2 separate regions of the Homo sapiens genome follow, and region 2 is linked to region 1. A link is an interaction called in ENCODE POLR2A ChIA-PET data of the cell type or tissue named here. Cell type or tissue: CD4-positive, alpha-beta T cell. All regions are shown on one strand. Each heading gives the region's core, and the rest is flanking DNA. Links, peaks and the distances in the headings are about the cores only. Region 1 overlaps LOC105372379 (a long non-coding RNA gene). Region 2 overlaps GRAMD1A (GRAM domain containing 1A).

The links. Peaks named below come from ENCODE experiments on the same cell type or tissue, not always from the same donor. Only the 100,000 strongest peaks of a DNase experiment are listed, where the experiment ranks them.
Region 2: POLR2A ChIA-PET joins it to region 1 with 11 read pairs; 4 of 35 experiments call an interaction of 5 or more read pairs at or near these places.

What each region holds. Positions count from the first base shown.
Region 1 is chr19:35,209,462-35,212,370 of GRCh38, forward strand. All of the region lies in intron 2 of LOC105372379 (a long non-coding RNA gene), which reads left to right. Among named protein-coding and RNA genes, the nearest start is that of FAM187B, 18 kb to the right of the region's middle. RefSeq lists an enhancer at 2,216-2,909. In CD4-positive, alpha-beta T cell, for the core only: no CTCF peak of the experiment used is centred there; DNase peaks (open chromatin) are centred at 1,480, 1,960 and 2,590; H3K27ac peaks cover 2,281 bases.
Region 2 is chr19:35,013,137-35,016,045 of GRCh38, forward strand. It overlaps GRAMD1A (GRAM domain containing 1A), which reads left to right. Exons shown (of 20, transcript NM_020895.5): 8 at 120-232; 9 at 405-555; 10 at 1,053-1,251; 11 at 2,688-2,831. Among named protein-coding and RNA genes, the nearest start is that of GRAMD1A, 14 kb to the left of the region's middle. In CD4-positive, alpha-beta T cell, for the core only: no CTCF peak of the experiment used is centred there; a DNase peak (open chromatin) is centred at 1,485; H3K4me3 peaks cover 1,334 bases; H3K27ac peaks cover 2,416 bases.

The sequences.
Region 1 (2,909 bases), core at 160-2,659:
CGCCTGGCCGCAATGAGGTATTTTTTTGTTTTTTTGTTTTTGTTTTTGTTTTTTTTCAATTCTAGCCGCCAATCACAAAATTTAACTAAGGTCCCTCCCAGCACACACCTGTCATCCATCCTGAAAATTTAAAGTAAAGGTATAAAAATATCAAAACCATGATTGCCTTTGGGGATGGAGTGGAGGTGGGGATTATCTGGGAAGGGGCATAAGGGGATTTTGCAGGGGTCACGGAGATGTTCTTTATCTTAACAGGGGCTTGTAGTCTAAAGCAGAAGCGTATACTTATTACATAAGTGCATTCATTGGTCAAAACTCAGCAAATGGAGATGGGAACAGTGGCTCATGCCTGTAATCTCAGCTACTGAGGAGGCTGATGCATGGGGATCACTTGAGGCCAGGAGGTCAAGACCAGTCTGTGCAACACAGAAAGACCTTATCTCTTTTAAAAAAAAAATTGTTTTAATTCCCCAGGCATAGAACTCACCCTGTGGAGAAAAAAAAAAAAAATTAGCCAGGCGTGGTGGCATATTTCTGTAGTACCAGTTACTTTCAAGGCTGAGGCAGAAGGATCGCTTGAGCCCAGGAGGTCAAGGCTGCAGTAAACTATGATCACACCACTGCACTCCAGTCTGGGGTACAGAGTGGGAGCGCATCTCTAAATAATAATGACAATACTAAGAAATTCAGCAAATGGATGTTTCATATGTGTGCATTTCATTGCATGCAAATTTATAAAATCTCAAAGATAACTGCAAACATTGAACTCCAGTTGGTGATATGAATCCTGAAATGTTTAAGGGTAAAGAGTACTGATGTCTGCTTTAAAATTCTTTAACCTTCTTTAAAAATACATTTTTAAAAAATCAGATGACTTGATAGAGGAATGGACTGATAGATATGTAATAAAGTAAATACAGAAAAATGTTAACAATTGTAGAATCTAGATGATGGGGCCAGGTGCGGTGGCTCACGCCTGTAATCCCAGCACTTTGGGAAGCTGAGGCAGGTGGATCGATCACCTGAGGTCAGGAGTTTGAGACCAGCCTGGCCAACATGGTGAAACACCATCTCTACCAAAAATACAAAAATTAGCCAGGCGTGACAGCGCATGCTTGTAATCCCAGCTACTCAGGAGAATCACTTGAACCCGGGAGGCAGAGGTTGCAGTGATCTGAGATCATATCACTGCACTCCAGCCCGGGTGACAGAGTGAGACTCCGTGTCAAAAAATAAAATAAAATAAAATAAAATAAAATAAAAGTGATGATGATCATAGTTATGAACAACAGTGAGAGTTCACACACTGCCTGTACTGTGGGCAAAGCCCGTTCTCAGTGCTTCGTGTGAATGAATTTGTTCACTCCTCACTACAACCTTCTGAGATAGATACTGTTATTCTCATTCACAGATGTGGACCCTGAGACCAGGGAGGTTGCGTGGCATCATTACATCAGAAGGGGAGTGGTCTGAATCCACTCCTCCCCTTCCAGGGCAGGAAGTCAACAGAGAAGGGCTCTGTGGTAACGTTGACAATCACAAATCAGTGGCATAAACATCTCCTTAAGACATGCAGAGGCAGCTGGGCGTGGTGGCCCACGCCTGTAATCCCACCATGTGGGAGGCCAACGTGGGAGGATCACTTGAGGTTAGGAGTTTGAGACCAGCCTGGGCCACATAGTGAGACCCTGTCTCTACAAAAAAAAAAAAATTAAAAATTAGGTGGGCACGGTGGCTCATGCCTGTAATCCCAGCACTTTGGGAGGCTGAGGCAGGTGGATCACCTGAGGTCAGGAGTTCGAGACCAGCCTGGACAACGTGGTGAAATCCTGTCTTTATTAAAAATACAAAAATTAACCAGGCATGGTGGCAGGTACCTGTAATCCCAGTTACTCAGGAAGCTGAGACAGGAGAATCGCTTGAACCATGGGAGACAGAGATTGCAGTGAGCCGAGATCGCGCCAGTGCACTCCAGCCTGGACGACAAGAGCGAAACTCTGTCTCAATGAAAAAATAAATAAATAAATAAAATTAAAAATTAGCAGGGCATGGTGGTGCATGCCTGTAGTCCTAGCTACTCAGGAGGCTGAGGTGGGAGGATTGTTTGAGCCCAGGAGTTCAAGGCTTCAGTGAGCTATGATTGCACAACTGCACTCCAGCCTGGGCAACAGAACAAGACCCTGTCTCTGAAAAAAAAAAAAAAATGTGGAAATTGTGAGAGACACATGACAACAGAAATGTGACTACTGCTTGCCTCTGGAGGAAGGAAGAGGTGGTGGAGGAGAGATAGGTGGCTGGACACTGTGGCAACACCAGCATACCAGGGGCTGGGAGTGGGGGGCAGTCAGGACATGAGGCCAGAAGCTGTGAATCTTGGAATCTGCAGAGTGCCCCTTATGAGACCCCAAGCATTCATGTAAGCGTCCATGCCCCCACTGATGATATCTGGGCAGAGAGGCAATAAAATCAGAGTTGTTGATCAAGATTTGGAGGCTGCGGTTGGAGGCCGGACATCCTGCCTGCAGGGCAGGCTTCAGCTTGGAAGCTTGCGGCCCAGAACAGTCCCCGTGGGCACACCCAGGCAGAGGGTTTTGCTAGGTGTCTGACCCAGCTTCCAAAGCCAGGGTCTAATAACAACAGCGCCACCAACAACAGGAAACATTTGTGACGCACATGCTGCCAAAGCACTGTTCTAAGCACTCCTTACAGTTTAATCCTCCCAACAATAAGAATGAGGTAGGTACCAGTGCTAACCCCATTTTACATAGGGGGAAACTTAGGCACAGAGAGGAGACCCCATGAAAGGCAATGGGGACACCTCCAGGAACCTCCCACCAAAAAAGATCACTGCAGAGTAAGGACAAATCGAACATCAGATTTCCTCAAGGGTGGGCACTTTCTCGATGCAT
Region 2 (2,909 bases), core at 261-2,760, 200 kb before region 1:
GTGGCTGCCTCCTTGTGGAAGCCAGGGGAACTGCGGAGGCCGAGGGCTGGTGGGGAATCTGGCGGGCCGGGCTCTGGCTGGGGTGAGATGGAGGCCAACCCCAGGTCCCGCCTCCCCAGACGCTGAGTCCCCGCGAGCTCTGGCACCTGGTGCATCAGTGCTACGGCTCAGAGCTGGGCCTCACCAGTGAGGATGAGGACTATGTCTCCCCCTTGCAGCTGAACGGTCTGGGGTGAGTTGGAGGTCAAAGGAGGTTGAAGGGTTCGGGGGAGAACAGGACGGTCGGCGTGCAGAGTTCCTGGAGTGCTGGGGGGCCTGAGATGGTTGTATGACGTCTGGAGGATTCAGGAGGGTGTATGGGGTCTCAAGGACACAGCAGTCCCGCTTCCTCCCCTTTCCCACAGGACCCCCAAGGAAGTGGGAGATGTGATCGCCCTGAGCGACATCACCTCCTCGGGGGCAGCTGACCGCAGCCAGGAGCCAAGCCCAGTGGGTTCGCGCCGTGGCCATGTCACGCCCAACCTTTCCCGAGCCAGCAGCGACGCAGACCATGGGGTGAGCGGTGGGTTGGAAGAGGGGTGGGATACTGATAGGAAGAGAGAGGAGGGCTGGGGGTGCAGTGGGAGAAGAACAGCCTGACAGATTTGGAGGGGAATGGATAGGGGGACAGGGGAGGCCTGGATGGAGGAACAGGACAGGGAGGGGAAGACGGACATGTGACAGGGAAAGAGAGACAGGGAAGAGAGGGGACAGACAGAAAGGATGAGAGACAGAAGGGATGGGAGATGGGTGGATAGATGAAGCAGCAGACAGACAGACGGACAGGACAGGTAAGAAAGCTTATGGCTCAGGCATCTGAGACAAGCCTGGCAGGGGCTGAGAGGGGCCCTCATCTGGGTGGCCCCAGGCTGCTCGCAGCTCAGCCGTGAGCCCTCGGTGCACACACCACCCCGGGTCTGCACAGGCTCTGGAATCCTTGTGGCCAGTGTGGACTTGGGAGCCCTGGGGCTGGGATGGAGGTGGCCAAGGCTGCATCGGGCCTTTCTCCACAGGCAGAGGAGGACAAGGAGGAGCAGGTAGACAGCCAGCCAGACGCCTCCTCCAGCCAGACAGTGACCCCGGTGGCTGAACCCCCGAGCACAGAGCCCACCCAGCCTGACGGGCCCACCACCCTGGGCCCCTTGGATCTGCTGCCCAGTGAGGAGCTATTGACAGACACAAGTAACTCCTCTTCATCCACTGGGGAGGAAGGTGAGGCAGGCGGGCCCAATTCATTCGCCTCCGGTACTTGCAAGCCTCGCTCAGTCTTAAGCAAGAGGGGATGGATTCGCCCGCAGCACTGAGAATCCAGGGGCAGGCGGGATGGCGTTCAGGCGCTGTTGCTAGAAATCTCTGTCTTTACTCTGTTTTGAAGGCAGCATGGCAGGGTGAACACAAGCACAGACTGAAGGCAGCTTGCCGCGGTTCACATCCTGGTCACACCACTTCCTGACCATGTCACGTGGGCAAATTATGTAACTTCTCTGAGCTTGCTTTCCTCCTCTGAAAATGGGGTTAACAATGATAATACCCACTTCATAGGATTGTTGTTAAGAGACTATAAATGAGGCTGGGTGTGATGGCTCACACCTGTAATCCCAGCACTTTGGGAGGCCAAGGTAGGAAGGATTGCTAGAGGCCAAGAGTTGGAGAACAGCCTGGGCAGCAAAGCAAGACCCCGTTTTGTACAAAAAAGAAAAAAAAGAAAAAACTAGGTGTGGTGGTGCACACCTATAGTACCAGCTACTTGGCAGACCAAGGCAAGAGGATCACATGAGGCCAAGAGTTTGAGACAAGCCTGGGCAACATAGTGAGACCCCTGTCTTTACAAAAAATTTAAAAATTAGCCAGGCATGGGGTCATGCACCCTATGTAGTCTCAGCTACTGGGGAGGCTGAGGCAGGAGGATCGCTTGAGCCCAGGAGTTGGAGGCTGCAGTGAGCTATGATTGCACCACTGCACTTCGGCCTGAGCAACAGAGCGAGACCCTGTCTCTAAAACGAACAAAGGGAGAGAATTAAGTGATTTCATACATTTAAAGCACTTGGGCCAGTTAGTAAGCATTGACTATTAGTATTTCTATTATCATTATTGTATTCATTTTCTCTCTCCACTAATTTTCAGCTAGCCTCTATTCTTGTCTCTTATGGGGCAGAGATGGCCTCAGCCCTGCCCCAGACCAGCCCAATGAGAGAGAGCAGCCTATTTTTCCTAGTGTCTACAGCGGACACCCTAGGGTTGGCTCTGATTGGGCCAACTTGAGAGTGTGCCTGCCCCTGAACCAATCACTGTGGTTGATCGGATAGACCTGGGCCACCCACTCACCCCTGAACCAATTGCTGTGCCCCTAGGTTGATGCTCCCAGGAGGCGTGCTATCTGGTAATGAATCCCTGTGATTTAAATCTCAGGGCCTAGGTGTGTTCTCCACCCAGAACCAAGCACAGTGGCTGTCTGTCTGGGCCTGGAGCACGTGCCCACCCTCAACCCATCCCTGAGTCACAGGAGGGCTCTGTGTCAGTGTCCAGCTGTGCTCCAGGAGGTGGGGTCCGCCCATGCACACTACAAGGCCTGGGAGTGGGGAGGCGTGGCCCGCAGAGGGAGGGAGGAGTGGAGGCAGTCATCATCCTCGGCTCTCCTCTGTCTCCAGCGGACTTGGCTGCCCTGCTTCCCGACCTCTCCGGCCGCCTCCTCATCAACTCTGTCTTCCATGTGGGCGCTGAGCGGCTCCAGCAGATGCTCTTCTCGGACTCGCCCTTCCTCCAGGGCTTCCTACAGCAGTGCAAGTTCACAGGTCAGCGGGCGCATGAAGGAGAGGCTGAGGTTACCCAGGTGCAGGGGAGGGGTGAGGAAGGGTAGCCCAGGACAGGGG